Linked DNA regions of Mus musculus: region 2 is linked to region 1. The links are chromatin contacts, found by Hi-C or POLR2A ChIA-PET in ENCODE. All regions are on one chromosome and are shown on one strand. The core of a region is the stretch at or near the end of the contact, and the rest is flanking DNA. Distances in the headings are between cores, read along the strand shown.

What was found. A loop is a pair of places that touch in the nucleus more often than their neighbours do. ChIA-PET counts read pairs that join two places held with the same protein, here RNA polymerase II (POLR2A).
Region 2: a loop to region 1 is called in a map of T-helper 17 cell, with 2.2 times the contacts of the local background. The contact joins the enhancer-like site here to the promoter of Tbc1d1 in region 1. A Hi-C loop is called at or near these places in 2 of 37 maps with a recorded cell type or tissue (T-helper 1 cell and T-helper 17 cell). POLR2A ChIA-PET finds 5 or more read pairs at or near these places in 1 of 5 experiments (Patski).

Annotation. Positions count from the first base shown.
Region 1 is chr5:64,155,565-64,162,765 of GRCm38, reverse strand. It overlaps Tbc1d1 (TBC1 domain family, member 1), which reads right to left and starts at 2,506. Exons shown (of 22, transcript NM_001310611.1): 1 at 2,261-2,506.
Region 2 is chr5:64,236,460-64,243,660 of GRCm38, reverse strand. All of the region lies in intron 2 of Tbc1d1 (TBC1 domain family, member 1), which reads right to left. Among named protein-coding and RNA genes, the nearest start is that of Gm46913, 7.2 kb to the left of the region's middle. Within about 2 kb of position 2,825, at least 1 of the 3 ENCODE cell types and tissues checked has a DNase peak (open chromatin) inside an H3K27ac peak, as active enhancers do.

The sequences.
Region 1 (7,201 bases), core at 1,257-3,756:
ATCAAGTTCTAGGATTACCTCAGTCGTTAAACTTGAGAAGGGTAGGAAAGCAGACACAGAAAGAGCAAGGCAAAATAACTGTCTCTCACACACACACACACACACACACACACACACACACACACACACACCACACACACACACAGGTGTCTGTAAGTGTTTTAAGTTTTCTTGAGACTAGAGAAACTTTGGGCACTGGGGCCTACTGGGATGGGGGCAATTCTGGAAGTTTTCATTTGCTGATTTAAGAGAAGCACATTTGAAACAGCACCCTGCAAGCATCCTTCTTGTCCTCCTGTCCCTTAGTCTATCAAATAGCTGTTGGAAGGAGGGGCATCAGTTAGTCCTTCTCTAGGGGCACACCCTAGAAAATAATGGGTCACAAAGTAGCTCCCACCAACACCTGGCTCTGCACCTCGGCTGGGGCCTTCTTAGTCCAGGTCTTCCAGGAATGAAGGATCAGAGATTAACAAAGGCTAGGTAGTGAAGGGCTAGGGGGGCAGTCAGTGTTCCTCCAGACACCCATCCATCGCCTCCAGGTTTCCTCGGGTACTGGGACTTGTATGTTAGAAGGCTCTTATACATTAGAAGGGTTATCAGGGAACCCTCGAGCTCTCCTGGGACAGATAAGGGTAGGTTGTGTCAGGGAGGCCCACTGCAAAGCTCTCCTTTGGTATTAATAAGTCATAACTACACCAAAGCTTTTCCCCTTTTCTATGGGTTTGTAAATGACTGAACAAATCCACACCCCCCCCCAAAAGCATCCCTTTTAATGGTCCTCTGCTGGTTTCAGACTGTCCATTGCACCACATTTGGTCCCTTGGTCATTAGTTCATACATGCAGCCTTTTATGGGGTACCAGCTAACTCACTGCAGCATCTACCACACAGTAGAGCTCACGGCACATCAATGGTTTCTTACAGATAAACTTAAGAGAGTTGGTCCCTTTAACTTGATAGGAACGAACATTAAAGACAGGCACATCAGAGGCTCAGCTTCCCATTGCTAAGAGTTTTGCAAAGCACCCACCCGTTTATGTACTTTTCATGCCTCTTCCTGGTTCCTTAAGAAAGTCCTCAGGGTTCCCAGGGAGGAACTGACTCTGCAGAAGGGGGGCACCGTGAATGCTGAGAAAAGAGAAAAGAACTCGCTAGCCTCAGCGAGCTCTCAGGCAAGGTAGTGAGACCCTGAAAAGTGATACATTCCTACCTTTGGGTACAGCTGCCCTCTCCTTCTCCCATCCCACCCCTCCCACCTTGAGCAGGCTCCACAAACAATAAAGCCTAAGTGTGGCCATTCTCCAACTCATGGGAATCCCACTTCACATCGAGGGGGTCTTAAAAGGGATCTTTGCCCATGGAGGTGCAACGCAAAAAGTTTAGAAGTTTAGACTTGTAGAGACAGCTGAGCTTCCTGGGTGTGACCCATTTAAATTAGGTCATTCAAAAATTCCCTTCTAACACCTGGCTCTAAATAGAAGAACGGCTTGCAGCCACTAAGAGGACGAAGGAGGGTTGTACGTAGGAGGTGAATGCCTGCCATCATCAGTACCAGGGCGCTGAAGATGTTTGCTGAGAGAAACACTCATCACTTTCAATTTCTTTTCCTTTTTAAGCAACTTCCGGAGAACAAGGCATTTAAAATAAAATCACAACCAGGAACGCCACACCTAGGTGGGGTTCAAACAGAACGACACATCTTTTAGAAAAGAAGAGAACAGCAACCTGTGAAGTTAGAGTGAGCCTCTTACTCACGTAGCAACCCGGAAGCTGCTAGGAAACAATCAAGCCGGGTTTCAAAATGACCAGCACAGGATGTGCCCATAGAAAGAAATGTTGCGTGCACCGAGAAGCTGCCAAAGTTACCGCTGCAAAGTACCCTGAACTTTCAAAAGGCGGCCTGGGGTCACTCTGACCGGCCTCGTCCGAGCTGGATGCCTTACAAACACTTGTGCCCCGGTGATATTTGGCGGGAGGGAGTGGGGCGGGATATGCAAGGAGGAGGAGCAGGGGACCTGAGCACCTTCGTCGCAGCGCAGAAAGCATCAAGGTTTCTCCCCCCCCCCCCCACCCCCAAGCAGAGGACAACAAGGTAGCTCTGAAATCCCGCCTCTTCCCCCTCCCCCACCAGAGCACCCCAAGAGACCCGGCAGCAACGCCCTTGGGTGGCGGGACCGCGCCTTCTCTGCAGCAAGGGAGCTCAGGGGCATGCTGGAAGTGGAGGGTTGCCCCGCACCCTAAGGACCCAAGGTGGAACCTACCAGTGAGGTGGCACGCTCAGAACTCCGGGCTGAGCTAGGGCGCGCAGGTGCTCCCGGGCACCCAGAAGATGGCCTGGGCGGGCGGGGCGTCCATGGTCCTCAGCTGGCTGTGCTCTTGCCGCCCCACGCTGCTGGGGTGGGGGTCCACTCCACAGTCTCTGCTTCTCTTGCGGGTTGAAGAGACGGTCGGTCCGAGGTGGCTTGCAGCAACAGGCACCGCGGTGTGGCCGGCGGCGGCGACAGCAGCTGAGGAGGAGGAGGAGGTGTCTGCGCGCGGCTCGCTCGCGTTTCCTCCTCCCGGGCTGGGCGAGCGCTGGGGAAAGCAGAGGCGGGGGAGGGGGACAGCAGCCGGAATCTCCCTAGTGAGTCCCCCGGGAGCCAAGAACAGGAGTAGATGCCCTCCCTTCCCCTCCGCACCAAGCGACTCTGGCTAGGCGACTCGGCCCAGACTGGCGAGTCACAGGCGAGCAACAGCTGCTGCAGTGCGGGTCCTCCGCGGCCTCCCTCCCCTCGCTCCCCAGCGGTCCATCCTCAGCCCGCCCAGGGGCCACCAGGCGCCACCCCACGAGAGCTCGGGGAAGGTGCAAGCATCGCCACCCCATCCAGCCTCAGCGCGAAGTCCTGGCCCGGAATATTCCCTGCGTGCTCACAAGTGATTATGGCCCTCCCGGCGGGATGTGTGGTCACACACCGGGCTCTTGACCGCTTATTTATAGCAGGTAGCCCTGCCCGAGGCTGTTTTGGCGTGCGAGGTTCTCAGCAGGTGGCAGCGGAGCCCGCGCTCCCTGAGGGATCCTGCTTCTCTGCACGCACCCTCCGAAACGGACCCGGAGATCACTGCGCAGCGTACCCGCAGGCCACCCAGCCACCAGCCCTTCCCCCGCCTCATCCTTCTTGCATTGGGGTCGAATGGCAGGATGGGGGCTGGTGGGGGGAACCAGGAACCGAAGCAGGATGGGACGCTGGCACTCCAGGCAGCAAAATCGGGGACTCAGAGAAACACCCGGGATGAAGTGCCCTCCGCGGATTAGCCTCTACTAAACCCATCTCTGGCCAGGTGCGGGGAGTGACGCAGAGCCCGGACCGCGCGCTTTTTCCCTCTCTGCGTGCGGAGCACACACACGCACGCACTGCGCGTCTGTGTGCACGCCAGAGAGCCACAGAAACCTCTCAAAGCACCATTCCCGCAAGTTAAAGAGGCAGACTCACTCCAAAGAGCAGAAGGGATCCAAGAAAAGTGAGCGGTGCACGTGGCTTGGATTGTATCTAGAGCCCTCCGTAGCTGCCATGTGGGGTTAGTTCATTCTTTATTACACCATAGTTTGTCTTCCTAGTTTCAGATCGAGAGAGAGAGAGAGAGAGAGAGAGAGAGAGAGAGAGAGAGAGAGAGAGAGAGAGAGAGAGAGAATGAATGAGAATAGATATAGCCAGGAATAGTCTAAGGAAAAGAGTGTTGATTGGTTCGTGGAAAATGCTCCGCAGGAAAAGATCAGGTTATCCAGCTAAACTCTATCGTCTTCAGCATCATACTATCACTGTTTCATGCTTTTATCTTCAACCCCATTGTTAAGTTGTCCTTCCCGCTCTGTGGCCTACAGACCATGGCTACTTCCAGAAGGTCACCACGTCAAGACAAGCGACATGCCAGCCATTGAAGGAGCATCCCAGCCACATTTGGACCTATTGCTTAACTACCCTGCCTGGCAGTCTCCACCATAGAAGGGACAGAGAATTTCTGGAGCATGCTTACAGAATAGGGCCAGAGCCACCTCATCTACCATTTCCTTCCCTTATCTTGTCCTCACCCTGCCACCTCCTCCCTGCAAAACGTTTGATTCTGGAGTGCAGGAAGGCTTAGCAGTCAAGTAGAGACCAGATGGTAAAGGAAGGCAGTGCCTGGGTAGAGTAGCCTAGTAGTCCAGGCTCCAGCTGGTGCTGGGAGGAGGGGGAGCAGTTCATTCCCCCATAAGCTCGCACAAATTCCAGCTCAGAGATGTATACCTTAGAGGCAAGAAACCATGCTAACCCTGACCTGGCCTGGGGAAGTGTTGTGCCCATGTACCAGGCACCAGGCAGCTATCTCTACATCACCTTTCTAGTTCCCAGACACACAATAAAGAATTCGGAACTTTAAAAAAAAAAAAAAACAAAAAACAAAAAACAAAAAACAAACAAAAAAAACAACCCTTAACTGACTTATTGTAGACCTCAGGAGACAGCCTGCCTGCCTCACCCTTTGGGTTCCAGCAGCTCAGGAAGAAATAGTAAAATCTCTAGATCAAGGCTGGCATGTGGGGTTTGCAGAGTTAAAGACTGTCAAACAGGAAGAGAAATCTGTAGTCTCACTGTGAGCAGTGCCAGCCAAGCTCTGGGCACCCACCTGCACCCGTTCTTGTTATAGGAAGGAAGTGGCTCCTCCTCCTGAGGCACAGGAGTTCCAACAGAGCCCCTAAGGCCATCTCTAAGGGGTTGAGACTGAAGTGCAGCAGCAGAGTTCCCTCTGGGCTATGGGATGACATTGGGCTGGTTGACTCTGTGTGTGTGTGTGTGTGTGTGTGTGTGTGTGTGTGTGTGTGTAGCTCTTCCCCACAGGGGCTCCTAGATGGCCTTAGTGACCCAGAGGTCCCTGGATAGACTGTCTTGCTGGCTTGATGGATAAAAGCCACCTCTATCAGCCATGGATGCTGCTCGGTTGCCTTTAGACAATCTCTTCACTTGCCTCCCTGCCCCCAGAACCTCTGAGTACAGCATTCTTTTTAGGACTCCCTCTAGAGAGTCATTCCTATGCTCCAAATTTAGTCACTTGCAGTATAATTAATTATTTATTGGCAAATACTAGCAATATTAATACCAGCTCTAAGATAGCTGTAAGCTCCAGAAAAATAAAACTTACCTTTCCAGTAGAAAGCCCAGAGACAAAGAAAACAGAGGCCACTTGGCTTTTAAAACGTAAAAGGAGCACTTTTAAATCTAGTCTTTGGCTAATGTAGAAAGAAGACCTTTAAATGACAGGGGCCAGGGATGTGGCTCGTTCAGATTGCATGCCTAAGCTGTGTGAAGAGCTGGCTTTGACACCCACATAGACCAAGGGTGGTTGCTGGAATCTAGCAAAACAGAAGTAGAGGCAGGAAGGCAAGGAGTTTGAGGGACGCCTGGGCCATAGGAGACTCTGTCCCCAAAACAATAATATTTAAAACAAAATAACAGAAGATTTTCCTTTTTGAGACAGGGTTTTACTACGGAGTCTAAACTGTCCTCAAACTTGAAATCCTCTTGCTTCAGCCCTGGAGTGCTGGGATTACAGATGTACACCAAACCTGGCTATTACTAAATCTATTATATAGGTATTTAAAATGTTTATATTCCTGAGGAAATCAAATCCTAATTATTGCCACAATAAATGTATACTTAGTTTCAAAATGTTCACGTTAAGGTAAGAGTTCACAATAAATGTATACTTAGTTTCAAAATGTGCACGTTAAGGTAAGAGTTCTTAATCAATGGTCCCTTTCCAAAAGTGGTCTCAGTAAAAACAAAAGCAAAGACGGCACTGGATAGAATCCTAGGTTGACAAAATGGTTCTCATGGCCTGCTGGTAGCTTTCTGGACACAGAGGTGGCCAGGCTCCTGAGCAAGTCCATGGTCAGTGGGTAAACATAGGAGACTGGAAGGAGGCAGCTTCCCAGCTGACTGACTTGTCACCCTGCCAGTGCCAGCTTAAGGTTCGCTTCTGAAGAGAAACCCAGGTCATAGCCTTCCATCTTAATTAGCTACCAGAGCCATCCTTCATGACAGGAAAACAGATTAAAATCAAGAGCAAAGCCATACCCACTGACCTGCCTCGATGTGGTTCGTTGAATTTACTTTCTGAAAGGTCCAGGAATGACAAACTGTGTTGTAAAAAGTTAAACAGAGCAGGCAGATTTTGAATTTCAGCGACTCGGGTAAACCGAAGTCTGACTGACTGCGTGAAGAACTGGGATTTGCTAAGGATGGGGCAACATAAATCTATGTGGAGTGAAAACAGACAGAATGTACACTCCAGCCCGGGTACAGGGCTTCTGGGAAGTGTCTGATCTCCTTTTATGGACAAAGCAGATAAAACTCTTGCGAGCTAGCTCCACTTCCCTTTTCAGCAGCCTCTCCCGGCTCTACGCGCATGCTCTGTGCATCTCTCTGATACTATCCAGCCTTCGTGTGGAGTTCCCACTCCTTATCTGAGCACATTATGAGAGTGAGCAGGAAACACAAGACAGTGCACAGGACAGGAAACATATGGGACGGGTGGCACACCATCCTTCATTATGAAAGTTTGCATTCAGCTAAGCTCAACAAGACTCTTTTTGTGAGTTCTCGCAGCTAATCAATTTATTTCACCCAAAGTGGGTAAGCTGAATAAACTTTCCACCCTGCAGGATCCCCTTCATCTTAGCCTGTGTGTCATCCTGCTGCTTCCGGAGAAATCTCAGCTGGAATGCAGTAGCTGGCTAAATAGCAGCTTCCTGTGCCCGGCCTCACTGTCTTTAGTCTATTCTCAACACAGTGTTGAAGAATCTGTTAAAGTACCAGTTGGGTCACCCATGGCTCCTTAAACTTCCCAGTGTAGAAGTCAAATAATGGTAACATAATAATTATTAATAATTAATGTATCATAAAATAATAACTAATTACTGTTATAATTATTGAATAAAAAAGAAATGGCATTACTGCTCTTAGGTACAGTGAAGGAGAAAGGTTATTATAGATGAAAGGGCATAGCTGGAGGCAGGGACATCTGGGAGAGTCCAGAGTGGACATGACCAGACTGAGCTGGGCCACGTGGGAGAGGTGAGAGGGGAAGGGGAAGGAGAGGGGAGGGAGGTGCAGCAGCCAGAAAGCCGAAGGGACATAAAAGAGCAGGTAACCAAAATGTCTAGATTATATATGGAAGAGCCTCTAGGG
Region 2 (7,201 bases), core at 1,576-4,075, 81 kb before region 1:
TAAACCATCTTATCTCACTCCCTTGCAAACAGCCCTTGTGTCAATCACAGGCATGCAGTGTCTCCCTCCATCTAGAGCATCCCCTCCTCTACGCTTTCACTCATTCAGCTTCTTCCATAACTCCTGGGTGGGGCCATTCATTCATTCCTTCATCCACTCGTCTACCCATTCATTCACCCTGCTCACTTTAGAGATCAGAAAAAAAGCCACCAAGGGCTAGAGTGACTGGCATCGAGTCACAAAGCTCAGGCACACAGAACTAGCCAGACATTCCCAGTCAAGGTTGGTTTCCCCACCACAGGATTTGCTTTGCATGATGAAGCAGGGACGGAGTAATCGTTGGTGTCAGATTTCCTTATTTGGCTGAAACCCCTAAGCCTCCAAGTAGATAATAACCACAGTAACATCGATAATAACAGAACAACAACAACATATGCCCATATGCCTAGGGACATGCTGTAGGGGGAGACTCTGAGACTCAAACCTTACCAGTTTCTCACTCTATGCTTAGTGCTCCATGACCACGAAGAACCTGTGCACCCAACCTAGATCTGCACAGGACGGGCTTGAGGACAGAGTCACCCTTCCTTCCACTTTGCTGCCATCTACCCACTCCAGATGAAACATACACGTGTTAGAGCAATGTAAAACCACACAGCTAAGTCAGCACACGGGTGCTCCAGGTCACTGCATTCCTTACTAACTACTCACATCCAGAGCATATCTGTGGCTCATGGACAGAAAACATACTGTGTGTTCATTCATGAATGTGTGGAGGTGTGCATGCATGCATGCATGTACAGGCATGTGAAAGCCAGACAACAATGCCAGGTGTTTTCCTCTATTGCTTGACAACGTTTTTGGTTTGGTTTGGTTTTGGTTTTTAAGATAGCTTTATGTTTGTTTTATGTCAGGGGTGTGTTGCCTGCATATATGTTGGCACACCACAAGTGTGCAGCAACCTCAGAGGTCAGAAGGTAATTTCAGGTCCCTTAGAACTGGAGGTACAGGCATTTGTTAGACACCGAGTGGGTGCTGGGGATGAAGCTGCAAGAGCTGCAAGTGCTCTTAACTGCCGAGCCATCTCTCTAGCTCACTCATTTGTGAGACTCCTGAGTTTAACAACCTGAGTCAACTACACAGGCTAGCCAATGAGGCCCAAGGATGCTCGTGTCTCAACCCCCATCCACCCCATCTACCCTATCCCACCCTATTCTACCCCACCCCACCCCATCCCACCCTATCCCAATGTTGGGATCACAGGTTCTGATTCACTCACAATGAGACTCCATCCACTTAGGTGCTAGGGACTGGACCTGACTTAACGCAGTTAGCCCTTTACTAAGCCCTTTGCTGACTAAACCATTCCCCAGCCCTTTGGAAATCACATTTGAAAAGACAATTCTATGTAAAACAGGCATCTACAAGGAATTTGGCTTCCAACTACTCCTTTGCACACCCCTGCCTTCTCCCAGGCAAGGTCTCACTTTGTGTGCACATGGTGGGCTTGCACAGTAAGCTTCAACCTGCACAGACTGATCGCCTGGAGCAGGCAAGATTCTCAGCAAATGTCTAAAGTCACTATCCCAGTCCACTCAACAGGGGGTGACGACGGAACATGAGAGCAGGGTTGGGACTCCTGGTCTAACACAGGATGATGCTTTTCCTGGGAGCAAAGCCGTCCACACACCACAGCTCAGCAGATTACCACGCTAGAGAGCTGCCTCAATGTAATGTTCTCTCACGAACACCAAAATCAAGTGGAACGGACCGAAACATCAGGGTGATGCAAAGTCCTAGGCATTAGTCATGGATTTCCAGAAATGAAAATAATTTAGAAATCTTTCCACTCACTTGGAAACTTGGGAACATGGCTATTTCTGGAACAATAAGAAGGCCTTGACCTAGTACATATACTAGTAGTATTCATGCTTACCAGATAATTTGTTAATAATCAAAAGACAAGGAGCCAGTCGCTTATTACTCATTAGTGGGTTTTTGTTTCTTCTGAAGCCAATTTTGAGCTTTATTCTGAAGCTCTACTATTTATACTTGGGAACTTACATTGTATTTAAAAAAAAAAAAAAACTTGACAATAGAACAGTCACAAATGACTGTAAGCAAATACTGTCTGGAGGATCTTGGGTTATTTTCACCTAATGACTGGTTTCCTTTGGGTCCACCCAGTAAAAATAACTTCCTCAAAATACCATTCTTGGCTAATTCTCTGCCTTTAGCAGGCCTACAATAGTAAACTTCACCCAACAAATAAACTTCCTATTTTTATAGTTTTCCAAAATTGGTGTGCCTATGTCTTTGGTTGGCCAACTTTTTCTTGTTTAAAAATCTTGACAACAAAAAATTCTTCACGGCATATGGAGAGGAAAAAGGGCAGAAACTGTAGCGTACTCTGCCTGGTTCAGCAAAAGGGGGAAGGCCCAGAGTTGTGACCTTGGACGACGACATTCAGGCTCCAGGAGGCAGAGAGCAGTGTAATTTCTCTGCCCCACGTTCCCCCCATGTTCCTCTTATCTCATCTGAATGAGCTGATGCCTGACCGGAGCATCGTGTTCCTGTTCGGTCCTACAGAGCTTATGTTTAACCCCAGAACCGCCTGACGAAGCGACAGACAGACAGCACCTAAGCAGGACAGCAGCAAGCACAGAAAGACACAGACAGCACTGGTCGGGACTCAGCTGCCAGTGCGTGGATGAGGGAATGGGCGCGTGTGCAAGTGCGAGTGTGGGAGCACCTACAGTGAGTGCATGCATGCAGAAGCCAGGCGGGTGTTAGAGGACGCCAGGTGCCATGTTCTGTTCTGCCATTCTCCACCCTCTGCTTCTGATGTGGACTCTCACTGAACCCAGAGCTGCATTCCCAGGGAATGCTCCTATCTCCACCCCACGCTGTGCTGTGGCTGCAGGTGTACACATGGTATACCTGGATTTTCACATGGGTGTTGGGAGATTTGAACTCATGTCCTCACACTAGAATAGCAAGTGTTCCTACCCACTGAGCCATCTCCCTGGCCCCTAAGACATCCTAGCTGGAATCACCTCAGCCATGAAGGGCTCCATTTTCCTCATGTTTAAGGAGAGGAAAAGCTGAGACTGTAGCTCACAGGTAGAGTGCTTGCCTGGCATCCACAGGGCCCTAGGTTCAAGTCCCACCACCATTAGAGAATAATGATGGTCGCAATTGTAAATGAAAAGAAGAAACAGAACAGGCAACTGCGGTCTTCTCTACCCACAAATGCAATGAGGTGGCGTTGATGAATCGTGCTTGAGTGGTAATCTGGCTCAGGAATTGTTCTATACTAAGTAGCTAAATGCTAAGTAGCCTGAAGGAAAACTATTTATCCATTTTTACTGACATTTAGAAACAGTGAGACAGAACTGGCTCCAAGGACCTGAGCCCTGTATTGGACATGGAGGAAGATTTATAACTCTGGTCTGAGGTGCAATCCCAGAGACAAACTCCACATGGAACAAGAATACAGTGGTCATTCAACACCATATGGTCATCTATCAGCAACTGGGGCCCAGGGAAGGCTAAGACACCCAAGCTGAAGAGACCGACTGAAAAGATATGGTTATATCCGTTATTTCTAGAAATCCAAGCTAAAGAACGCTTGGCAAGCAACGTGTGCTGGTACAAACCCACAATACCTGCACTGAAGGTCTAGGTAGGCATCCAGGAGTCCCAGGTCAGCCTTGGCTATAGAGACAAGAACGAGGAAGGAAAAGAGAAAAAGAGAGAGGAGACAGAGTGAAAGAAGAAAGGTGGGGTGGGGAATCCAGTAACCAATAAAATGAAAACCCCATCACCTGGAAACTGACCTCTTGGGTCTACCTCATTGCCCTTAACTTTCTTCCAATCCTGACCCATCTTTAACTTTCCACCATGGTTTCTCTCTCACCTATTTTCTTCTCTCTCTGGCCAAGAACTCCTGATATGTAGGGATACTGGAAGTGTGTTACCCACAACTAGCTTCACCCTTGTATACCTATTTTCAAAAGCAGCCTAGAGTTGATCATTTTATACCTTTCTTCTAAGAAAAGAAGTTCCACTTCTCAGAGGACAAGAATCTTTCCAAGTTCTGCCAACCAGGTTTCATAATGAGAATACCTCCTCCTCCCCAGACAACACGGCTATCACAGATAAAGCCTGCTGTACTTAGAGCCATATAACTCAACCTTTAATCTTAGCAGCTATGACTCGTGCTGCTCCACTACAGCTAGTGCTGGTGACTACAGCCAGAAATGTATCATACTCTTAGGAAGAACTAAGACAACAGATATGAAGTGTCTCTCTATACAAATAGTAAGGATGTAAGATAAGCTGTACACCAGGCAGCTAGATTTAGTCATTCTATACTGTAGATATGTCAAAACATCATGGTAGGTATAGTAAATATATTTTTATCTGTCCATAAAAGCATAACTTTAAAAATAGCTATGATGGGGCCAGAGGAATGGCTCAGCACTTTTAAGAGCACCAGTTGCTCTTACAGAGAACCAGGGTTCAATCCCAGCACGCACATGACTGCTATCAACTCCAGTTTCTGGGGATACAACCCCCTCTTCTGGCCTCCACTGGCACTGCATGCACAGTGCATAGACATACATTCAGGCAAAACACATCACATAAAGTAGAATAAATAATTTTTTAAATGTTAAGATGGCTCTGGTAAATTACCTAGCTTCTCTAAATGTTGGTTTCTTTATATTCCCTATGCACACACCAGCAAAAACACATAGGAAGAGCCAACAACCACACTAGGATCATAATTACTCCAAGAATCAGGTATGTTACAGAACTTGGCTACTCCCATCATGGCTGGCACACATAAAGTGTCCAGATATGTAATTACCTCTTCCTCTCCATGTTTTAATGTTAATTCAAGTTTCCCCTTCTCTTAAATGCCCAATATAGGTAATGCTTTTCCAAACAAAATCCATCACCCTTATTGAAGGAAAGGAAATCCATTATACATATAGCTCATTTCCTATGAGTCTTCCTGGGAACAAGAGAACTAAATAAATGGACCAGTGAGTCACCACAGCCCAGCGCCAGGGATACTCTGCCACACTGGACCTCAATGGTCTCACTCTGCAAAGGTTCAGGCCATACTCTCTACCTGCACACCGTTCACACAGCTGCTCTCCCAGGCCACGGGCCTTGTGTTAATGACACCCTTCATAAGTAAAGGCTCTCCACTCACCCCAACCACTGCTCATAATTCCTACCCACCCCTGACGTTTCCCATGCCCACCATGATCTGAAATTCACAAGTATGCTCTCATGTGGTTAAATAAAGATATGAGAAATACAATACATTGTTTCAAAGATATGTATAGCTTTGACTCACAAGTCAGCAAGGCAATATTTAATATATACAAAACCCAGAGACAAGAAATTCGGGGTTAAGTTTAGCCATAAACTAGCTATGAGAACTTAGTGACCAAAATTGACTTCATTGCTCTGGTTCATCGCCAGCTTCTTTATGCAGAAGAGAACAAACGGAATCACATTCAAAGCTCCACTCCACTTTGAACAACAGAACTAAGTTCCACCAGAATTTCCACACCTGAGCCACAACCATAAATAGGATGTGCTGGGATGAAAAAAAGCGCCTTCATTTCTGAATCTACCCAAGTATCAATAATTTGGTTAAAATAATAGGCCTTCCTCAAGATTAAAAAAAAAAAAAAAAAAAAAAAAAACTGGTGTTAGAAGGAATTATGCAAGGTACTAAAAGTGGGAAGCGACTGTGACAGCTGTGAAACACAAGAATGTGGGGGAGGGGTGGTAAGATTATCAGAGCCCAAGGACCAGGAAATCTGTCAGGCTGTCTCTCCTAGAACGAGAGTGAAGATTCACTCATGATACCTCTACCATATAGATGCCTAAACAAGACCTGAACAAAGACACTGACAGACATGTTAAAGTAGAAATCTCCTGGGGGCTCCACTCCTAGACAAACTGGTAACTATGTAACTAGTTAACTACAGGATGCTGAGAGTGGCTAACTACTTGGTGTTGGACAATCAATTAGGGTACTATTTCTTCCCCACTAGTGCTTCCTAACCATGTTCTTTCTCCCTTAGCCTCCCACACTGTGTGTGACCTGTTTGCCCTTTCCTACAGATTTCACACAGACCTCACCTTCCATTCTCCCCAGAACCCTGGCTGAGCCCTGCAAACACAGCCTAGTTAATTTGCAATTAACCTTCCCTTACAGGCCACCTCCCCCACCTAAACTACACAATGCTCAAAGGATGCAAGTGTTGTCGTCTCTCATCTCTGTTCCCTCAGCCCTTCACACTGTGCAACCATCATCCACTCAACCCAACTACCTATCCAACCAGGTTCTAACAGACTATGTTTACAAATGGTCTTCAGTTTCCTATTCATACTCTGATGTTAGTCAAAAATAGATTTTAACAAACAAAAGGAAACAAAAAAACAAACAGATATGAAGGGTTTGGTGTTTGTTTGTTTGTTTGTTTGTTTCAGAATGAGAAAACAGGCTCTGCAAATTTAACCAGAACAGTTCGGGTCAAAATAAGCCAACAGAGCTCACACATCTCTTCTTGTTATAACACGCGACAGATATGAAATAATCTGCAGGAAAAGAGCAAGAACACTAGGAAATGATCTTCCCAGCTTACTGTTTGTTTTGTTTTTTGTTTTTTGTTTTTTTCAGATAAGTCTACCAAAACATTGTCGAATACAACATTCCTGTTAAGATTATCAAAATCCAGCTCACAGCCTTAGCTGTCATCTTCCTTGGAGAAACACTTGCACCATGTGATACAAGTGGAAGCCAAGAGAACATGCCAGTTGAAGTGAAAAGAGGGTGCAAACAGACTAGCCTGGACGCCCCGGGAGCAGAGGCAAGACATGCTAACTAAGGACTGGAAGGGAGACAGCCGGCTGGCTCCAGCTGTGGAGAGCACACTGGCATCACGCTGTGTCTCAAAAGATCTAGGACTTCTTCCTCACCATGTCACCCTGACCAATTCTGAGGGTCCCACCTTGTTTGGCACAACCCGAAAAGTCCCTCTTGGTCCTTTGCCCCGGCACTTTGCAACTGCTCTGCTGTCTACTGGTTCTAATAGCACTTGAAATGTATTTTTGTAAGAAAGGAGAGGAGGCAAAGTATCATTTTCATCAAACACTACTCCAATTCCTAGAC